4 separate regions of the Mus musculus genome follow, and all the other regions are linked to region 1. A link is a loop called in an ENCODE intact Hi-C map of the cell type or tissue named here. Cell type or tissue: left cerebral cortex. All regions are shown on one strand. Each heading gives the region's core, and the rest is flanking DNA. Links, peaks and the distances in the headings are about the cores only. Region 1 overlaps Gm38505 (predicted gene, 38505). Region 2 has its middle 8.2 kb from the start of Gm20515. Region 3 holds the start of Gm20515 (a long non-coding RNA gene). Region 4 holds the start of Mir1897 (microRNA 1897).

The links. A loop is a pair of places that touch in the nucleus more often than their neighbours do. Peaks named below come from ENCODE experiments on the same cell type or tissue, not always from the same donor. Only the 100,000 strongest peaks of a DNase experiment are listed, where the experiment ranks them.
Region 2: it touches region 1 in a loop (1.9-fold over the local background); 3 of 42 quality-filtered maps call a loop at or near these places.
Region 3: a loop joins it to region 1, with 5 times the contacts of the local background. A loop is called at or near these places in 3 of 42 quality-filtered maps.
Region 4: it touches region 1 in a loop (7-fold over the local background); 9 of 42 quality-filtered maps call a loop at or near these places.

The regions. Positions count from the first base shown.
Region 1 is chr3:34,326,717-34,332,084 of GRCm38, forward strand. All of the region lies in intron 2 of Gm38505 (predicted gene, 38505), which reads right to left. Among named protein-coding and RNA genes, the nearest start is that of Gm38505, 22 kb to the right of the region's middle. In left cerebral cortex, for the core only: a CTCF peak has its summit at 2,357 (motif pointing right); a DNase peak (open chromatin) is centred at 2,334.
Region 2 is chr3:34,444,340-34,449,707 of GRCm38, forward strand. No RefSeq gene overlaps it. Among named protein-coding and RNA genes, the nearest start is that of Gm20515, 8.2 kb to the left of the region's middle. In left cerebral cortex, for the core only: a CTCF peak has its summit at 2,457 (motif pointing right); DNase peaks (open chromatin) are centred at 643, 1,218 and 1,588; H3K27ac peaks cover 1,110 bases.
Region 3 is chr3:34,438,150-34,443,517 of GRCm38, forward strand. It overlaps Gm20515 (a long non-coding RNA gene), which reads right to left and starts at 691. Exons shown (of 3, transcript XR_003954604.1): 1 at 1-691. In left cerebral cortex, for the core only: no CTCF peak of the experiment used is centred there; DNase peaks (open chromatin) are centred at 2,575, 3,343, 3,850 and 4,081; H3K27ac peaks cover 2,381 bases.
Region 4 is chr3:34,637,140-34,642,507 of GRCm38, forward strand. It overlaps Sox2ot (SOX2 overlapping transcript (non-protein coding)), which reads left to right. Exons shown (of 5, transcript NR_015580.2): 3 at 1,219-1,500. It overlaps Mir1897 (microRNA 1897), which reads left to right and starts at 1,325; the gene lies at 1,325-1,403. In left cerebral cortex, for the core only: CTCF peaks have their summits at 2,257 (motif pointing left) and 3,783 (motif pointing left); DNase peaks (open chromatin) are centred at 1,372, 2,235, 2,539 and 3,780; H3K4me3 peaks cover 3,098 bases; H3K27ac peaks cover 3,517 bases.

The sequences.
Region 1 (5,368 bases), core at 484-4,483:
TCCCCTCTGTCATGTCCCGTCCCCCATGGCTGCTCAAACGGGGTCCTCCTGAGCTCTCTTCCTCTCCAGCTGCATCTGTGAGTCTCCCCTGCTGATCCATCCACTTCCTCAGCTCAGGGACAGTGCGAGGGAATGATTCCAGCAGCTAAACAGCTTTTATGCAGAGAGAATATTTAAATATTCCCAGTTTGCATGATTCACTTCACCTCATGCTATGATCAGAGGTTAATGGAGACAGTTTGGGCCTTCTGTTAGGTGAGACCGGAAGACTTTCAGAAATGAAGGACACGCTCTTTTAACATCCCCCCCCCAATTGTGAATTTTCATACAGGAGAACCTTTTATTCTACAGATTCATCTTTAGAGATGGTCATCTTATATTCCAGCTTGCCTTTGACTTCAGCTTCAGCCAAGCTAAAAGCTGGTTTGACAATTATTACCTCTACTGGATAGAATTTTATAATGGGCATTATGTTCTCTGTGTTTATATCACTAAAAATATGTTGCTATGTAGATGGTATTTTATAGTTCTTAATGGCTACTTTGCTTTTTTTGGGAAGCATTAATATACATTTAAGGCATGAAATACTGCAAAATGACCTGCCAGGCAGGCTTGTCCACAGGATGACCACAATTGTACAGTCCCTAACCCATGCATAACACCAGGCAAGCGTTAATTTACATGTCTTTATATGTCTATTTATATAGATGTGTTTCAAGCATCACTCCATATAGACATCTACCTTGACTGTGTAAGTTTCCTTGTTCTTCAATGTTTCCTTAGTCCCTCTTCTCGTTCTTCATCCCTTCCTTGCTTTCTTCCCCCCTCTCTCTCCCCTTTAAAAAAATCCTTCTTTTCTCTCTTCTGTCCTTCCCATGAGGCTATTTTGAAGTACTTTATTGTGACTCATAGGCTCATGGTCTGCACATCAGTGGTCCAACTTGCTTCATGGTAGCACTCATCTTTACGTGTGTCAAAACCTACAGATTGCTGGCATCACTCGGCTTTTGTATTCTTATTTGTTTTTGCACGTCCTACAAGTTCTTACAGAACATATAAGTAGTGCGTTTTATAGTACCTTTGTTCAACCGGCAAGGCTTTAATTTTTTTCATTTGATAATTTTACATTTACAAACTACCTGTATACTACTTATTCCATGGACTCTGAGCAATCAATCATACAATCTATTCTTTGCAACACAGTAGATATTGGAAGCAGGAACTCAAACAGTATATGCTAACCAAGTGATTATTTTTGTGCTCAGTGTTTTTCTGAGAATGGGGTGGGGGCATAAGAATGCAAAGTCAAATGGCATGGTTTCTCAATTCAAAGAAGTTCAAGAAGTTTGTCTAAGAAGCAAGTAATTGGTGTGTAGAGAATGTGTGTCCTAATGTAGCAGATTAAATGGGAATATGTGTAAGGCTACATGACATCACATCAAATGGAGATGATAAACCAGCAATTCGGCAAAGAAAGCTGCTATCATGGAGAATCACAGATGAGCTTTTATCAGTTGCTTGTTTTCTTGCCTGTTATCTTGGATTGTTCACCAAAGTGACTGTGTGGCTTTGGTTTCCTTTAACATCATCGACTTTGGGGTGCCATGGTATACAGTATCATTTACGTGGTTGAGTCTGCACCGAGGAAGGGGGATTTGTAGAGCTTAAGGCAAGTGGAATAGAACATAACCAGCCATGCTTCGAGAGTCCAATCGTGAATGCACATTATCTTTGAAGTTAACCCCTTGGGCTTGCTCATCATCACTCTTACACGCTTCTTGCAGGAAGTCTTTGGAATAGCCTCATGGGAAGTTGTCTCGGAACAAAGAGAGAATAATTCATCTCTTCCTCCTGCATTGTGGGCAGCAGAAACCCTGGCCATTTTTTTTTTCATCAAGATCTCTCAGAATGGCAGCAATGAAGAATGGTCTTAGATTTGGGAAGCAGAGTTTTACTGGGTCTATCTCTGCTGGTTCAGACAGTTTGCTTTTGGACTTTTCATAATCATTCGATAGCTGCTGCAGTCAGAATTCGGCTGGTTGGTTGGTCCTAGCATTCTTCAGGAAACGCCTCACATTCCTACTTCTCCTTCCATCTTCCTTTCTCAAATGTGATTGTGTTTGCCCATGAGCCGCTTGGGGGGACAGGATTCTGTTCTGCTCATCCTTGTATTCATAAATGTCTAACACTTGGCTGGCACCCAATGGCTCACAACAAACACTTACTTGTGAATGAAGCAAACCCTTCCTGTCTTTGGGATTACCCTAAGTATCACAGGGCACCACCATGCTCTGTCTCTGCCCAGACTTACACCCTACAAGACAGCGGCTGTCGCTGGGTGTCAGGAAGTCCACCAGGGGGCACTGTCTTGTAAGAGGCTCTTCAGCAGTTTTTTTTTTTTTCAATACCAAGATAGATGCCCAAACTTCATCATCCACTCCCAGCTTCAAGTTCTTAATGGATACTGCTAATATATAATAATTATAGGAAGTTTTGATTAAAGGACAACTGTAGATGTAAGTTAAGACACATCATTCCAGATAACAAATATGAATTTGATAGTGAAAAGCAAATCCTAAATGATGACACCCAGATGGGTCAGGGGGCTCCCTTCATACTTCCTTTATGTCTATTTCCTGATGGCTGGAATGGGAAGAAACAGAGTTTTCTTTAGGTCTTAAAAGTCTCACATGTGCACTTTCAAATTAAAAGCCTTAAAATGTAACCACAGAAGTTACAGGCTGAACACCTTCTATCCCAAGTCCAAAGGGAACCATAATGGAAATTTGTTTTGAAAGTGACAATGGTATACATCCTGCTTGGTGTGTGTGTGTTTATATGTGTGTGTATGTGTGTGTGTGTGTGTGTGTGTGTGTGTGTGTATGAAGGGTGTTGCATGTTTCATGGGTCCGTGGTTGTGTGGTCTGTCCATGTCTGTTTGCAAGAGTGGAAGCCAGAACTTGGTGGATGCTGAGTGTCTTCCTTTAGCACACTTTAGTTTTTGAGGCAGAATCTCTCACTGAACCCAGAGCTGAGAAGCCAGAACCAATTGGTCTAGGCTGGCTCTCGAGACTCTCCGGACTCCTTGTTTTCTGCCCTGGGATCACAGGTGCACACTGGTGTGCCTGGCCTTTTGCGTGAGTGTTTGGAATCTGAACTCAGGCTCTCATGTTTGCATAGGATCATCACCTCACAGCCTGCGCCATCTCGACAACCCTGGTACTAGTTCTGAATGTTACAAAAGCTACCTTAGAGGACGTTCCTTTTTCCTTAATCTTTTTAGTCGCCCGTACTATCTTTGGGGGGAAGTAAATGATTCTCTGAGTTCGCCTGTCAAATGATAAGAGTTTGCAAATGTCCTCAAACTACATGTCAGTCAACAATGAGCTACACATGAAAGCAAAGCTGTCCCCATGGTCAGGGACCTTCCAAGTGCAAACCAAGTAGAGCCCACAGCAGGTTTCCTAGGATGCTGCAAAACAGGAGAGGCCAGCACAGAGGGCACATCATTGCCTAAGTTTAAAATCCTGAGCTCAGAATGATGGAAAGGTGGGTCCCAGTAGGCCCCAACTATGGTGAACAGAGTATAAATAAGGACCCTCAGAGACTCCTTGCAAGAATCCTTGTGGCAATCTGTTAGTAAACTCGATTTCACATTATGCTTAAAGATTTTCTTTTAAGTGGGCTTTTTTTTTTTTTTTTTGTGGCAGGCTTCAGAGTCATCTGTGAAGTGTTTAATTAAGCTCAGTCTGATTAAAAATGTAGCTTAAATATCTGTTGATTTTGTGGCAAGCTGTGGATGTTAATTGTCTTGATTGGTTTTATTTTCTATTCCCAGGACAACAGGGTCTTACGTGCATCACTGTGGTAAAGGAAGGAGCAAAAGCATAATTTCCATAAAGAAACATGTATTTCTCAAGTTAGCCAGATGGTAAAAGACCACATCCGTGAGACGAAGTCAGTCTGAAGGAGAAAGCCTAGGAGAGAAGCCCAAGACTTTGCCCACCACAAACTCACATCTATGAATGTGTGACCCGGCTTGGATAAGCCGTAATTTGGGCTCCAGAGCCCATCTCTCTGGCTTCTTACATAACAACCCTGGCATGTGTGTATCTGTTAACGCCACCACTTAAACATTATCTTTCACTCTCTTGAGGGCTTTAAAACTTTCAACAAGGGGAGAAACATTTTTCTTCACCTGTCTGATGTGGCAGATTATTTATGGGGCCAATGTGTTGACACAGTATAAACTGTAAAAAATGAGGCCTAATAAGGTTAATTGTCATTTGAACCTGCCTCTGTGGGCTGCAATCTGCAGGCTTTGATTGCTTCTCTGGGAGAAACTCTGCCCAGATGGTGAAGTCCTCCAGGCCCTGACCCACAAGAGGCCTGGGGAGACGGGGAACAAGGTGCTTCTCGCAGACTAATTAATTTACGACTGTAGCACCTGTTCCAGAATAGATAGGGCTGGAAGAGAGCGCAGTCCCTGGGCACGGTGGTGAGCTCGCGGGTAAATGGATTTCAGCTGATTGTATTAAGCCTGACGCTTTGATCATCGAAAGGCGTTAAAATGGAAATATGTCCCCCCCCCCACCCCCTGGCTGTTGGCTTCCGAGTGTGGTTTGTATTATTACTATAAATGTTGGCAGGAGAAAGGACTGTTTTTGATTACAGCATATCCCACTTAAAAATGCACAGTGTATTTGCCTATTTCTTTCTGCAGCCCAGAATGTGTGTTGTCATTACGTCGCACCTTTTAAACAATTCCGCTTTCTTGTTTCCATTTTATTTCAGCCAAATTACTGGCTGGAAATCAGACCCCAGCCCAGATTCCTTTTAGCTGGAACATTTTATTACGCACTCACACCTTTAATTCGATGTGTGTAATTAGGCTTTAATCAGCTGAACACTATTTGCGGGGGTCGGGGGGGGGATATCAGACACTTCTGTAAATGGGATTCTGGTGAAGTCACGCTAGCAAGCTTCGGGGGCTAGTGAGCTCCGTGAATCAATCTTGTGTAAACAAGGCTGGATAGTAAATGGATTTACAGTGCGAGGCTTTCTGCACTGTTTCACTTTATTACCCCTTTGATTCCCAAAAGGATTAGAGGTGATTTTTTTTTTCATTCCTTTAGATGCCATAAAACTGTTTCCCCTTCCAAATTAACACTATGATCTCGCAGGTCATGTGTTTGGCAAGCATGAGGAATTTTTAAGACCACATGCTCTGTGCTGCCCAGGAATGGCTATAAGGGTGCCGTGCCCTGACAGTGGCTTTCACCGAGGTTCTGAAAGGTTAGTGTATTGAAAACAAAAATACTCTTGGTCACTCAGTACACAGGCAGCCGAATGCTAATGCCTCTGCCTG
Region 2 (5,368 bases), core at 524-4,523, 120 kb after region 1:
TGGTCTCGTCATTTTGTTTTACGCGCATAACACTGCCTAAGGTCACGAGTTGTAAATCGTCACATAAAAAGACTGAAAATATATTCAGCACTTTGTAGTTTCCGAGCGCGCATTTAAGAGCTTCAGTGAAGAGTCGGACCTACATGGCAGATTTTTCTGGCCCTGAGCAGTCAGCTTGCTGATACAGACAGCGGGCGACAACACGCTTTGATATGCCCTCTGTGCAGGCGCATCCTGACCCGTTTTCTGTTATTGTAATGTTTTTCTTTGCTTTATGGAGAAACGCTCCCTACTAATTTTTTTTAAGAAATCTATTTAAAAATAATTTCCATCTGCCTCATATGATTTAATAAATGGAAAACACATTTGGATTAATGAACAGAATTCTGTGTGGGGGCATAAAAACTTCTCTCTGAGAACACTTGCTTTTTGCTTAGTATGCATTTGTCAAATTTTCTTTTTAACGTACAGTTTTAATCTTTGGCCCTTTTAAATAAAGGAGTGTATACTTTAAACAATATTTAACTAGCAACTGTTTAAATATAATGGCCATGTTACTTTATCTGTCCCTTAGAATGGGTTGTACTTGACGACCTCTGTGGCTCGGGAGTCCTCCAGTGTAAGTGTTCCCGCTCCCAGAGAAGCAAACAGAGTCTGCCTTTTGTGGTGCTCATGAGTTGCAGATTTGATTTTCTTGACAGCTTACCTCAGGAGTGATAGCTGTGTGTGTTTGCTGTTTCATTCACAATGAAAGGAAACTGGCTAAATTCACAAGGAAGACACCTCAAAGTTGGGACTGTTTAAAATAAAAACGCAAATACACACCACCATGAGAGATTTTAAACAAGCTAGGTTACCAAATCGGTAGCTAATTTTTTGCCTTTCTAAAATGTTGGATATTTAACCCTCCGAATAATTAAATATTTGTAATAAAGCAGTTAATTCAAGCAGTTTATTGCTGTAATTTGCAAAAGTGCATTGAGCTGCTTTCTTTTCAGCTCATTGACGGGGGACAAACATTTCTTTAATAAGACTACAGCACATTCTAATTTTGCTGCAAACGCTTAGATAAGGATCAGGCCCTCTCTGAGTCACTGGGCTGACCTATGACATTGAAAGGGCCCAGGCTCTTTGGCAAAAGAAGAGCTGGGATTCATTATTATGCACAGGACTTCCCGGTTCTGAAGGGCTCTGTGCTGTCTCTCAGATAGACTTTGTTTGTTGGAAATGAGAACTGCATTTTGGCAGCAGCCGACCAGAGCCAAGCTACTCAGCAGGCCCATTGGTGATGATGCAATCCCTCATTAACGCTGTTTCTCTATTAGTGGATTGTACAGGAGTTACATGCGATTGAGCATCTTCATTGAGGCGCTTAGAAAAGCTTCCTAGTATCAGGCCCTACCTCTGGGCGGCCCATCTTTATTAGCTGCAGTGATTAATGCTAGAAATAATCTTTTGCACTTTGCTTGATATAAAAATGCAATATAAGAGCCCAAAACTCTGGTGGAACTTAATCTCCCTGTCAGAGGAAGGGAGGAAACATTTACCTGGAAAACAAAGCAAAACACAACTAAACAACTGGGAAGTTTATCAGGCTGAAACGGCGCTTGGGTACTCTTGCCGCAGAAGTGAATGAACACCAGTTGCCATGCCAAATGTGATTCCTCCTGCTGCTCCTGCTGTTCCAGATGTGTGTGCTGGGTGGGGGATGCGGGGTTGGGATAGAGTCATAAGCCCAAGCTCATTTTTTTTTAATCCAAACTGTTTGTGTAAGTCAGTGATTGGAGCCTGCAATATCCCAGCATTAAGGTTTTCGTCACAGAATAGTGGCACCAAGATAAGATTGTACTTAAGATAAAATCAAACGGGTTGAGAGGCGTTGCCACCTGCTTCTCTATAAGTGGGCATGCCCTTAAATAAGTCAGGGTAGGCTAGAAGTTGTTACCCGAGTGTATCTAATGTCAGCTTCTCTTTACCACCCCTTGTGCACCAGCCTGCTGTGTTCCCAACACTACGTCTGATTCCTCCTTATTATTAGACAATAAATTTCATTTGGAGGTATAGTTCAGGAACATGAGGAGACAGTAGCGTTGCTTTCATCCGCTCAGTGTCTTAGTATGACAGAGGAGAATCCTAAGTTGATTAGATGTTCCTCACCTTTCAGGTGTGGTGTGGAAAAGGCTTTTTCTTGGCCAGGCCAGAGGCTGCTCTGGTAGACTATGCTCTCCATTCTGAGTCCTTCAGGGAGGGTCTACTTCCCTTGAAACTGCTGGCAGGTCAGAATGGATCTCTCATAGTGATGTCACTAATGACTAGAATAGCTATAGACTACAAGTACTATAGAACATATATATTTCCTATATATACATTTGTTGTTTGAGGATTTGTTTTTATTTTCTGTGTCTAAGAGCCTCCAGGTTTATATTGCACCATGTACTTATATGTATGGCCAGAAGAGGGCATCAGGTCCCCTGGAACTGAAGTTACAGATCTCTGTGAGCTGATATGTGGGTGCTCAGAACCAAACCCAGGTCCTCTGCAAGAGCAGCAAGCATTCTTAACTGCTGAGTCATCTCTCCAGTTCCTGGCATATACACTTGAACTGAATAAAACTACAGGAAGCTAAAGAAGTTGTCTGAGAATTCACAAATTATTAGTAACTTAATTTGGCCTCTAATACAAATCTTCCTTGCCAGGCTTTTATTTATAGTCTACAATAAAGAGAAGCAAGTTATATTTATTGAGCAAATTGTGTAATTAAACCAGCTCCCAAGGTGTTTTTCATTTTGGAGCTCTGAATTGACTCCAAGGAAAGTTAAACAAGAATTATCATGTTGAAGCAAAAGCTTTGTTTAAGAATAAGCAAGCATAGGTAGGGGCTGAAGAGCTGGCTTTGCAATCCACTGCACTTGTTCCCCTTCCAGAGGACCTGAGTTCGATTCCCAGCAACTACATCAAGTGTCTCCCAACCAGTTCCAGAGGATCTGATGCCTCTTAGGAATCTATACTTGTGTACATACGCGCATGTGCACACGCATACACACAGAGACAAAATTAAAAAGTAAGTATTAAAAAGATATGAGAACGTTGCTTAAAAGTTACCTGTATTAGAATCTGGGTTTGCAAACTCCTCCAAGCTGAACCAGAGATGGTCAGAGCACAGTCCAGTCAAGGCTCAGAAGATCAAACTATGACAGGTGCTTGTGATGTGGTGACCATCCCTTTGTTCATCGGAAGTGGGTAACAGGGCAGCATAGACTATGTGTACGAAACACTCAGTCTTCAAAAGGAAACCTTCACAATAGCACATGTTTGTATCCTTAAAAATCCACCAAATAAAAACTTTGAAGTCACCTGGCCAAGCTGAGACCTGCAGACATAAAAAGCCAATCCATCCCCCATGGAGAGATGCTTTTCAAACATGTTTGTCTTGATCTTCCTTTATTCTCTGTCATCTGAGGTTTGGTCTGGCAGTGCTAACAGGTGACAGTTTATATTTAAGAAGATTTCATACAACAAAAGTATCATTGCATATGAAAAATTAGCATTAGAGAATATTTAATAAGAAAATGTGAAACACTACAGTTTTCTCTCCACTTGTCACTTTGTTTGGCTTTTGTTTGGGTGTGCGTGTGCTGCTCGGGTAGGTGCACACATATTTGCAGGCGTTTAGCTTCATGAAGGTTACCTGTGGTAGTAGATGAACTCTGCAGAAGTGACTTAAGTTCAGGGTCTCGAGATGAAGATATGTGCATCGGAGCCTGGAGATCAACGCTGGGGTTCCTTGGGAGTCTTTCTCCCTTTCTTTTGTTGGGTTTTGTTGTTGCTCTTGAGACAGACTCATTGAAACCTGCAGCTTGCTGGTTTTGCTGGGCTGCTGGCCAGGGGACCAAAAGACCAACCAGTCTCTGCCTTCCCTGGGCTCAGATTACAAACACATGCCACAATACTTGGGGAGTTTGTGTTTTGTTTTGTTTTGTTTTGTTTTGTTGTTTTGTTTTGTCTTGTTTTGATAACATGGATTTAGATCAAACTCAAGTCCTCATGCCTACATTCGCCAAGTAGACATCTTTCCAAATCCCTGGTCTTGACTTTGGTTGTTTAGTTTTCCAGTGTTTGGACCTTAAGTAGCATAGTCCTCATCAAACCACTGCAACTTACTTGCAGACAAATTCTATCCTCCTTTAGTCTGTTTTCCTGCTATGACTACAATAAACTCCCACAATTTAGTATCATAAAAAACAAAACAAAACTAAGCCACAGTGGTGTATGTCTGTGGTCCTACTCCAGAAGAGACTGAGACAAGACAATCACTGGATAGCAGCTATTTGAGATCAGCCTGGGTAGCAGATCGAGACCTGTCTCAAAACTAGCAAAACCAAACCAAGAAACCATCCTAAATTATCATCCTGTATTATCTTAAAGTTCAGAATCAGAGATCTCTGCAAAGTTCTGCTGGGCCATTTTTCCTCTGGACATTCTTGGGGGATCTTCTCCTTTCATCTTCTCAGACCCCAGGTCTCCAGGCATCCTCCACTTGTGGTGTTTTCCTCTAATTTCAGAATCGGCAAGCAGCATCTTCAAGCTCTTCCCCATCCCTTAGTATGTGTCTTACTTTGCCTTCTAATGCTGTGCTGAAGACCATGGCCAAAGACGCCTTGTGGAGGAAAGGAATTGTCACTCATGATAACATGAGGGTAAATTGTGACACTGCTATGCTCTGCTCCAATCACTGAGGGAACCTAAAGCAGGAGCTGATGCGGAGGCCATGGAGGAATGTTGCCTACTGGATTGCTCTCTGTGGCTTGCTCAGCCTGCTCTCTTATAGCACCTGGGACCTCCTGTGTGTATAGGTGACACTTCCCTCTATGAGATGGGCTTTCCTATACCAATCATTAATCAAGAAAATGTCCTACAAACTTGTCTACAGGAACAGGACAGTGAGATCAGTGTCTCCTATCAGTGTCACATGGCCTTCTGTCCCAATGTGGCCATGTGAGCATCCGCTGTCCCTTTCTTGCCTCGGGGAATTTGATGAGTTTCCCACCACATGCAGTCACCTTGCCAACTTGGAATCTGAGACCATCTATCATCAAGTCCTGAATATCAGGATACACATCTCTGCACTTGCATGTTAGAGAAGGCTTGCTGTAAGGAAATTTATTGAATGTGGCTAAATTGTATAAATCCACTTATTCAGAGAGAATGTATATTTTAAAGTAGTACCAGGAAACAAAACACCAGTGTATTATCACAATAAATACTTATCTATGTTATATATCTTAACATGTAGTGAATAGGCATGCTCAGACCTGTCCTGCAGAATGCCTTTAGAAGTGAACACACAGCTACATTTTCACATTATTTA
Region 3 (5,368 bases), core at 809-4,808, 110 kb after region 1:
AGTTTGGCAAGTGCACCAAGGTGCACAGAAGACAGGCCTGAGCTAAAAGAAGCTAACAAGTCTACATGTTGTTGAATTCTCACTGAAGACTAGCAAGGGCCTGACTTCTCACATAATATGACACAATTGCATCTTGTATTGTACCATGATTTTCTTATCCCTTCATCTGGGAGTAAATCTTCCTGATCTTGGCTTTTAAGAAGAGCATCGCTTTGAACATGAACACGTGGCTGTCTTCTCAACATACCAAGCTTAGTTCTAGAAGCCAGGCACAGAAAGGCAGATATCGCATGACCTAATTTATGAGTTGTATCTAAGAAAGATGAGATCACAGAAGTAGAGAATCATGTACTGGTTCAGAGGCTAGAGGACAGGGGCAGATGCAGAAAAAAATACAGTGAGCCAAGCCCACAACTTGAGTGACACAGAGGGATAAAGGTGGTCATCTTCCTCAAAATATGTTGTGTACATGTGAGGAAATATCATAATATTAATATCAGTAACATATACTGATGAAAATCTAAAGAATTATTCCTACTCAGAACATTCCTGCTAGATTAGATAAAAATAAAACCTAGTTTAGTGAGAAAGCACTTAAATCTACTTATAAAATTTGACCTAGTATACAAATTATTGTATGTCTATGATAATCCTGAAGAATAGTGATTAAAATAAAACAAAATTTCAAAACAAGAAAGAAGGAGGAGGAGAAAGAGGACTGAAGGAAAAGGAAGAGGGAGAGGAGAGGAGAGGAAGAGGAGAGGAGAGGAGAGGAGAGGAGAGGAGAGGAGAGGAGAGGAGAGAAAGAGAAAAAGAAAAAGAAAGCGAAAGAAGAGAAAGAAAGAGAAGGAGGAGAAGGAGAAAGAAGAGGAGAGGAGAGGAGAGGAGAGGAGAGGAGAGGAGAGGAGAGGAGAGGAGAGGAGAGGAGAGAAGAGAAGAGAAGAGAAGAGAAGAGAAGAGAAGAGAAGAGAAGAGAAGAGAAGAGAAGAGAAGAGAAGAGAAGAGAAGAGAAGAGAAGAGAAGAAGAGAAAAGAGAGAAGAGAAGGTGTTCCATAGTCCCAGGCAAGAAGCAGATTTCCAGAGCTGGGCACAGTCCTGACTCCATACTTTAATATAGGCTGATTCAGGCTAGCTTTGTAATTCTTCAAGGTTCTGTTCTCTTCATCCATAGCATGGAGGCTGCTATACTATGGTATTTAGGGTACAGAGTTATGAAGAGGACTACGCAACACTTATAAAGCTTGACCAACTGCCTGCCACATGGCCAGGACTAAATAAGTAAAAGTAGAAACAGCAAAGAAGTGTTGGTTTTAAGGGCACTTATTACAGGGCAGAGAGTCATTGTCCGTGAATCCAGAGTGACCTGAACACTAGGAAGAGGGTACTACCTCTGGTGGCCATCTCGCTTCTCCATCTTGGTCAGCCTCAATATTATCTACCATGAATTCCCCCTCCCCTTTCTCAAACTAGATGTCCAAAGAGATCTACAACTAAAACAACCCTAAGTCAATACAGCCTCTTGTTTCTTGTGAGGTTGTTGAACAACACGTGTCTTCAGAATAATCTGACAGGCAGATGGAGCCCTGAGGGGTTAGGTATGAAAGCTCCCTCACACCCCTCTGGGAAGAACATCTAGTGTTTGGGAGAAATTTCTGCTGTTTTTTTTTTTTTTTTTTGTATCCTCTGACTTCAGTGTTGGTAGTCTCTCTCGCTTCTCCTCTGTCACTACAATTTTATTTCAGAGCTTAACTCACTTGAGATAAGGAACATCTGACTTCTAAGGACACATATAGGGTCCATAGAGGCTTGGGCGCTGCCCTCCAGACAGCCTCAGTTCACGGTCCTTATACCCCCTCTTAGCATGGATCACTAGGATCATTTGATTACATCCTCTTTCCGTGTTATGTATCTACTGAGAACATTCCCTCAGTGCTCCCTAAGAATGCCCTTCTCTCCAGCCTCTTGACACACTACTGTCTTACCTTCTTTTGAAAACCACTTGGAATTTCACAGCTGATGCAGTTGAAGAAACAAGTAGAAGGATTTTTTCTGCTTCCCCCTCATAAAGAACAGTTTCAGGGTGGTTTTGGTTTGTTAGAAGAAGGATAAAGAGGAGGAGGAAGAGGAGGAAGAGGAAGAAGAGGAGGATGAGGTGGAAGAAGAAGAAGGAGAAGGAGAAGAAGAAAGAAGAAGAAGGAGAAGAAGAAGAAGAAGAAGAAGAAGAAGAAGAAGAAGAAGAAGAAGAAGAAGAAGAAGAAGAAGAAGAAGAAGAAGAAGAAGAAGAAGAAGAAGAAGAAGAAAAGAGGGGGAGGAGGAGGAAGAAGGAGGAAGGAGAAGAGGAAGAAGGAGAAGAAGAAGAGACAATGCTACTATATAGGTGTCCCAATAACAGATTTCCTTCCTGTGTTTCCAGCTAAACCAGCCAGTCAAAAAGATACAGTGCTGCTAAAAGTGCTGGAGAAGCTGGGGAACAGAGCTGATCTGCAGCCAATCGACCACAGGGAGTACAATCGGTGTGCTTTTCTCCCATAGAGCACAGTTTCAGCAGGAAATTATACAGGGCCTGCTTGTCGCTGCCTTGGAGCCGGCCAGGTGATGCAGGAGCACCCGTGTTGTACGACAGCAGATCTGGTGCGCCCTTTGTACCACCCAGTCCTATCGTGCCTTCGGCCCTTTGTGTGTTTTTAATGGGGATAAGTGTGAGGCGCATGGAGTGCAATCACATTGTGGTCTTAAAAGGATCTCTGATGATAGAAAATATGTCAATTTATTATTTCCCTCAGGACAGAGAAAAAAGTACAAAGGTTCAATGGACGAGGAAGATAATGCTCGTTCTCTGTATAACATTTTTCCAACAAAGGATTTTAAGGTGATTTTCCCTTTTTTTTTTTTTTTTTTTACAAAAAAAAATACTTTAGTCCTATTTTGTAGGTGGGGATACAAGAAGATTTGTAGGAACTGAAACATCCTGGCGGTGGCCCCTGCATAGAGCAGCATAAGCCTCTATGGTCCTTTCCTGGCTTTTTCTCTCCCTCTACTGGAATTTGGTTCTTCACAGCAGAGTCATGTAGTAAAAGCAAGCACTACCCTATTGTTTGAGATATTCCATGTACCAGAACCACAGTTCCATCAAATCTTCAAGCTAAAGGCTACATCTGTGATCAGAGCCATCTCCTGTCCCCACAGTTCCAGTTTTCTTGACTAGCAATTAGCCCAGTAGAGGCCGGCTGCTCCTGCATGGGGAAGATGCTGGAGAGTTGAGCCAGGAGGTGGTCACTTGTTATTTGTCACGAGGGTCATTGATAATGAATCAACAAAGCATTGACAATGGTTTTCTTGTAAACTGAACAAACCTTATAAATGGTGTGTGGTCTCCCCTCCCCCATGAATTAGCTCCTTTGTCCTGAAATGTGTGGTTAGCCCAGATACTCATTCTGCTTGGCTGGAAGAGGGGCAGAGTCTGGGGAGGCGCCCGGAATGCACAAGTCCACATTTCGCATTTTGGTTTTCTGTATGGGGAGGTGGCAGGGGGGCGGGGGGGGGTATATCTCATGCGTACCGTGGGAAGTTGGAAGGAAAAAAACATAAGCAAAAATCAGAAAACTTTCTGGACTCCTTTTCTGGACTTTTTAGGGCTTGGTTGCGACTGGTAAACAGGAAAGAAATTAAGAATGTAGGAACAGTTTCCTAAATGCTTTGTACAGCTGCTTGACAACTGTCTGTTTTCTTAAAACCCTAAATAAGAGAGCTGAGTATTTAGGAGGGTCCTACCTGCTTTGTGGACCGCCACTCTCTGCTGTTATGTAACAGTGGGCACTGGCTGGGCAGCTGAATGAAAGGGACAGTGTCTTAAAGCAAATGGGCAAACAGTCACTGCTAGCCTCTTCTTTGGCTCCTGGGGCGGTGGTGGGGTGGGGGTGGGGAGGAGGTTTCAAAATGAAGTTCTCTGTTGCCTGGAGCCTATACAACTAACCTTATCATCAAGATGCTGAGACCAAATGCCCAGAGCTAAACAGAACGGATCCTCAGAGAAGCCTTGTATGCTCCGCAAGTGCTGTTTGTCTCCATGAAAGCCAAATAGCGATGGCACCATTTCTGACACGTTGTCACCAGGTAGATGGTGTATTGGAATGTGAGTCAGATCAGAGAGATGGGTGCTGCTCGAGGACAGCAAGTAACATCCCAAGCTTGACTCTGGGTGTGCGGGTTTATTGGCAGAAATACACTGCGCTTTAACGTGTACTTTCCTTATAATTTTATTTAATGGCAATTTTTAAATCAAAGTGTTAGAATGTGTCTTTCTCCTTTAAAAAAATAATTGCTAAAATCATTGATGGCACATTAAAACAAGTCAGTGGTTAAGGTCACATAAACCCATGTAATATGTATATTCAACCCAGAATTATTTAGGGTCATCGTAGCCATGGAGTTTTCAAATAAATTATTTGAATATAAAAGTAGATTATGTCTTTCCCCTGTGGCTGGCCAAATGTCTTTTCAACAAAGGGTAAAGTAAGAAGGCTATTTTTTTGTGTAAAAGAGTGATCTTTTTAATCATGCTTGACTGCCTCTCAGGACAGTCTCCGTTTATAATGAGATATTTTGAACTCATCTGAACCAGAAAGTTTAATAAATTTATAGTACATTTTGTATTAAAATATGACCATTTATTTCAGGAGACAAGAGCTAGCGAGAACAGAGAACAAATTAGTGATTGTTAAATCTCTAGGCCGTCCTCTGGAGCTAACTAACGTCCACATTGGCCCGTATCTACAAGAGTATAAATAAGTGTTTATTTAGTTTATTCTTCCGCACTTCTTGGCAGCTCTTCCAATCTCAACTGACCGTCTATTTGAAAAGGACACTCGCTATTTGGAGCCTAGGTCAGCCCTTAGCTGGAGCGGCTGTGAAGATCCAGTAACAGAGGTTCTCATGGCCTTTTTTTCCAGACTTTCTGAGGTTGCCAGGTAGGGAGAGAGCAAAGGTGTTTCCCGTGTGGTTGTGGGTCGCCTTTGAAGTAGATTCATCCCATATGCAAATGTGTAAACATTAGCTTTCTCTTACTAATGTAGTAAAAGGAGCGGTCCTGAGACTAGAGAAGCTCCCTCACCGGTAAGGAAATGTTTCTGAGAACTGGAAGAACATTTTGACATGGTTATTAACATATGAAAACATGCTCATGGTACTCTCTAGTGTTTTAACACTCGAGACATTCAATTAGTTTTCTATTATACCGGATCTTTTCTTAACTCCTAGTTAATTTTTTTTTTTACAAGTAGAAAAAAAAATTCACAAGATACATCTTAACCTGGTATCAGAACTGAGTACCATGGTGAGTCATCTCCGATCCTATTTCTCTAATGACACA
Region 4 (5,368 bases), core at 546-4,545, 310 kb after region 1:
GCTCAAGGTTCATTCGGACCCTCTTTGAGTTTTCATGTTTGGGTTTCCTAAGTGAGAGGAAGCAACTGAAAGAAAGGGAGCAGATGGCTGGAAGAGCCACCCTGAGAGTGGGGCACTGCGGCTGGAGGTGGGCCATCAGTCCGATCCCAGGACCCTTCAAAGTCACAAGTAGCTAGGAATGAATCAAAGAGAGCTAAGAGTAGGATTCACTGGGTGTTAGAGACCTTTAACTGCTTCCTCTCAGCCTAGGCTCCCAGCCTAGGATTTTTAGATTAGCAGAGAGGAAGGCCAGCTTGGAGTGGGGGGGTGGGGGGGGGGAAGTGGAGGGGAGCCATGCCTCCCCTCCTGTGCACATGGAAGAGGCACATCTCAAGATGGAAGAAGCCCTTGTTGAGATACGTGTGGCTGATTCATCTGGTAGCATGGTCCGCCAGCCTGGGAAGAGGAAAGCCACATTTCCTTAAGTTACTGGAACTGGGATTGCCTGTCTCTTCTCCCCCCAACCGTCCTTTCCCCCAGAGGCAGTTGAAACTGCGTTGCCTTCAAGACTGTAGTGAGCCTGAAGATTTGGGGTTTCATAAGGTTACTGCACTACTGATACAATTGCATGCAGATTTTTAAAGCCTTCCAGAGACAGATGTTTGGGCTGATTAAGAATTGAGGAGGAAGCTTGCAGCTGCACCAAGGAATAATGTATTGGACAAATATTTTAATAAAAAATATGAAGAGATCAGCCCGACCTTCCAAGGTCTTCTGCTTAAAAAAAAAAAAATCTTTATCAACCCCCTATTCTATGGGCTTCAATAAACAGAACCCATTACCTCACGGAATCTTTTGTTGGCCCCATACAAGAGAGAACAAAATGGTTATTCAGGGGAACGCTTTGGATTTTATTGTGAGTAGCCTGCACAAAGAACCGTGTTATTGTATTTAAAAGAACCATCTGTAGCAGAAACAATGGCATCAAATTATCTTTGAATACCCACTGAAAAACATAAAGCTTGTTTTTTTTTTTTTATTCTTCTGTACGGTGGGGGATAGAGCAGTGTTAGGATAACTGACTTTTTTGTTGTTCTCTGGGTGCATTCTTCCCGCTCCCCCTCTCTCTCCCCCTCACCCTCTCTCTCTCCTCTCTCTCTCTCCCTCTCCCTCTCTCTCTCTCTTTTAAAAAATCAGCCATTTGGGGTTTTAAGCCATAAACGATTTTTCTTGTTGCAGGGGATTGCAGAGGCAAAGCTAGACTAGGTCTTGGAGGCTGGTGTAAGGTGGTGCGCGGAAGGCAGGACGCTGATGGGAGAGACTGGTCGAAGAAAAGCCTAAATGGATTCTCCGTGCTTTGGATGGAGAAAGAGGGGGGAAGTGCGAGCTCCTTCAACTCGTTCTGTCCGGTGAGGAGTGATCCAGCTTGGGCTGACGAGAGGCTCCGGAGCCTTCACGTTCAGTGCTTTTTACCTGCCAATCAAACTGCTACAAGACAACACCCTGATCTGGCATGGTCGCGTAAGTAGCTTGCAACCCAACTTTGACATTCAAGGCTAGCTACCTCTCCCCACCCCCCAACACACTCACTCACTTTCTTCTCCTCTCATTCTGCCTCTTTGTGTGTGTGTGTGTGTGTGTGTGTGTGTGTGTGTGTGTCTGTGTGACCTTTAAGAGAGCTGGATACCCACCCTGTGTAGCAGTTATTTAACACAGGCCGATTTAAGTCAGAAGGTGTTAAGTTTGGGAATTAAATGCTAATTAAGATCTCTTTAACAAATGCAGAATTGAAGTGACATTTTATTCTCTTTGGGGCAGATAGTTTTGAGGTCTGAACGTAATCAAGGTGCTGTATGTATGTATGAAAGGGGTGTGTGTGTTTCTTTTTAAGCAAAAACTAAACGTCTGTGAGTCCCTATAGGTAAATCCAATAATGAAAATTTTCGGGTTTCCATCTTAAAACTGTTAAATTCTAGTATTGCTCTCCTACTAAGATCCTTGTGCAGACCGCAGTGACTTAGATGCTGAAGGGCTCACTTCGATCCCTGTTGGGACTGGGGGAGTGGGGGTGTGCTGTAATTGGGGTGAAAGAGAGCTTGAATTTAAAAAAGTGAGACAGGGGACATGACTAACCCTCATTCTTTATGCAACTGGAATAGAGGGAGATAGAAACGCAAGGGGGCAGGATCATCAAGAAATATTACCTGAGAGGGAATACAGAGGCTGACGAGGCTGGGATCTGGGAGGGCTGAGAAAAGCTGGCTAGGGCGCTGGGCTACTCTCTGGCGCCCTCTAATGACAAATCGGACGACATTACCTTCGCCATCCCACGCTCAGCAAAGGTTTTTTTTTTTTTTTTGTAGCTGCTGAAGCTGTGGTTTTTGTTGCGCTTGTTTGGTTGGTTGGTTGGTTGATTTGGTTTGTTTTTGCTTTGCTTTGCTTTGCTCTGCACTTAGTAGAAAAGATAGGTATTTTTCCGTCCAGAAACTTAGTACAGGTGATTTTTGGCGCGCGTATTGCCTCCAAGCTGAGGATGGCTGGCTGTTTGATTCGTGGAGCGAGGCCCTGTGGGGATGAGCAGTGTGGGGGGAGGGGGGCTTCTCAGCCTGAGAAGTGTGGTTGGGAAGGCCAGTCTGAGGATCCTGACACCCGCCCATCATCGCAATTCAAGGAGGCTCCTGAGGACCTCTGTCACCTAGGCGTGCAGTGGCCAGGGGCCTCCCTTTCCTTCTTTCTCCTCCTCTTCGTCGTCGTCGTCCTCCTCCTCCTTCTTTTCCCTCTTTTTTTTATTTAAAATTTTGGTAGATAAAGGTTAATCTTGGGCTGAATGATAAAGCTATGATTGACAAGAGAAAAGGTGTTGAGGGCAGGTCGCGCGGTCTTATTTACAGCCCACTGCTTGCTGTAGAGCCTTTGTTAGAACTGCAAAACTAATCTAGTGCTGATCAAAGCACCACGGAGTTAAAGGACGGTAATGACTGCTAATTTCATTCCAGCCTCAGGCAACCCCCGCCGCTGTAATTAAAGACACGCTATTTAAATACAGGTGAAGGGTAGTTGGTTGGTTTTCTTTTTTTTTTAAGTTGGGGTGGGTGTGGGTGGGGTTACAATTTTATTTAGACTTCTTGTACTAACGATGGTTATGTGGCCCAACACCCAGTTTTTCCTATTAGAATTCCTTTTTGTCATTTATACCTGTCTTTGAGGCGCCAACAGAGTAAAATGTGTCCATCACATAACTGCCGCGTTTAAAGAAAGTATGGAAGGAAACAGACCAGTAACTGTTTAGTGAGGGATTTAAATATTTGAGTCTCTTTTTTCCACTTCGAATTAACAGAAGGGCCTTCAACACAGCTAAAATAAAAGTATTAGAAACTTGTGGCAGGGTCAACAGGCCAGCCAGAAGAATAAGCGTCAGCTTTTAAAGTACTTCTAAAGGAACGTATGAACGTATGAAAAATATATTTTTAATTAAATAATTTCCACACACAGTGTAGCTGCGTATTGGCTCAGAAACCTTATAATTTTACAACCCATAGGAGTTTCTTTACAAGAACATCAAAGCTCTACATTTTCATAGTTGGTTAAAACTGATACCCTCTCTTCATACACACACACACACACACACACACACACACACACACCACCCAAAAAGAATTTAGCCTTTAATCTCTTTTTATCCGCAAAGACGAAAGCTCTACGCTCGACCTCGCCAGCGGCTGTCGCGGTCGGGCCGGGAGCAGCTCAGAAGAGAAGCGACTCCGCGGTCTCACGCCAGCGCCCCCTATTGGACGCAGTGGGAGATACACAGCGCCCTCCCGAACCCGCTTCAGCCCTTGCCCTGGGGTTAAAGAAAACTCTTTATTGCCCCCAGAAAAGGAAGTGGGGGTGCGGAAACAAGTTTTTATGCCCCGAAAAGATAACTATACTTCAACAAAAGCCAAAGAGATTACATTCTTTTCCATTTCATTTATTTAAAAAACGGCATTCCTCCTTACACCCCAGTTTCCCCCACCCGCATCCTGGCTTGGTTTGAGGTCTTCTTTTAAAGGCTAAGCGATGGTACTACAGGGAAATAGAAAAAAAAAAATGCTTCTTCCGCTTGTCCGCTTTTCATAAAATAACACTAAAGCGAAGAGAGTGCTTCGCTTAAGCGCCAGCTGCGGTTCAGATACAAGGTTTCCAAATATAAAGTGCTTGGGTGTCTAGTGGATGAAGTAACTCGTTTATATTTGATTATTAATTCCAGAATGTAATTAAAAGTCCTGTCTCTCCTTCAAGTATTTACCTCCCCTCCTCTTCCCTCGCCTCAAACCACTCTTGATCAAACTTTTCCTTCCTGGCAATCGGTTAAATACAGCTATTGTCTACCAAACAGGTGTCTTTTTCTACTTTGATATCAATGTAGAATTTCAGGGAAGATTGGTCTGTGATACATTTTATTGGTTAGGACTCCAAGTTGTCCTGGAAACAGTTTTGATTTGTTTTATTTAATACTTCCAAACCTGTCTGTGTAAGAAAGAGTTGTAACTTCTGTCAGCGAGGGAGGGAAAGTAGCCGCCTTGTGACTGATTCAGAAAGGCCGGCTACAAAAAGAACACAGCCTCTGACTTCCCAACAAAGCGGGAAATGTTGGTTTGTTTAGTTTAAAATTTAAAAAAAATCAACAAATGAACAAAATGGCCATTTCCTACTTCGGGGACATGTTTGCCGTTTTAACTTTTATCAGCAAGGTTAGGGCTTGCCATCAGAAACTAGCTTAACATATCCTAACAGGATAGCATTCTGCACATTTAATGCCATATCCCTGCAAATCTGCTGTTGAGGGTGTGTTTATTCCTGCTCCAGATTAGCGGATCCAAGATGGTTTTTAAAGGAGCTGCTCCGCGCGATGACGTGCCCTCTCATCTGATTCCGGGATCGGATCTCGGACGAGAGGGGATTTTTGAGAAATCTACCCGACAGTCGGTCGAAATGATGGACATTCAGGAGCCGTTGCCTCGGCACCTCCACCCTTTTTCCACGAAGAGGCTAGGCCTGGTTAGGGAAATCCCAACCTGAGACTAGCCTCGCGACCCCCCACGCGCACCGAGGAGCCTGGGGGACGCTTCTTGGGCGTCCTGGGTCCCAGCGCTGCGGTCATCTGTCTCGCGAAGCAGAAGAGTAGAGAAACCAAGAACAGGTCCTGCCTCGGAAGCGGACTGCAAAAGGGTTAGACAACCGCCATTGCGGAGTGTGGAAGAATTGTCGGCGAAGGAGTCTTCTCTCCAGCATACGGACAGAAAACCTAGGCAAAGGTCAGAGGGGACAGGCGTGCAGCCCACTAAGTCCGCAACTAAGCCATGTCGGTGGAGAATGCACAGCCAGGTTGAGCAAAAAGCAGTGAGCC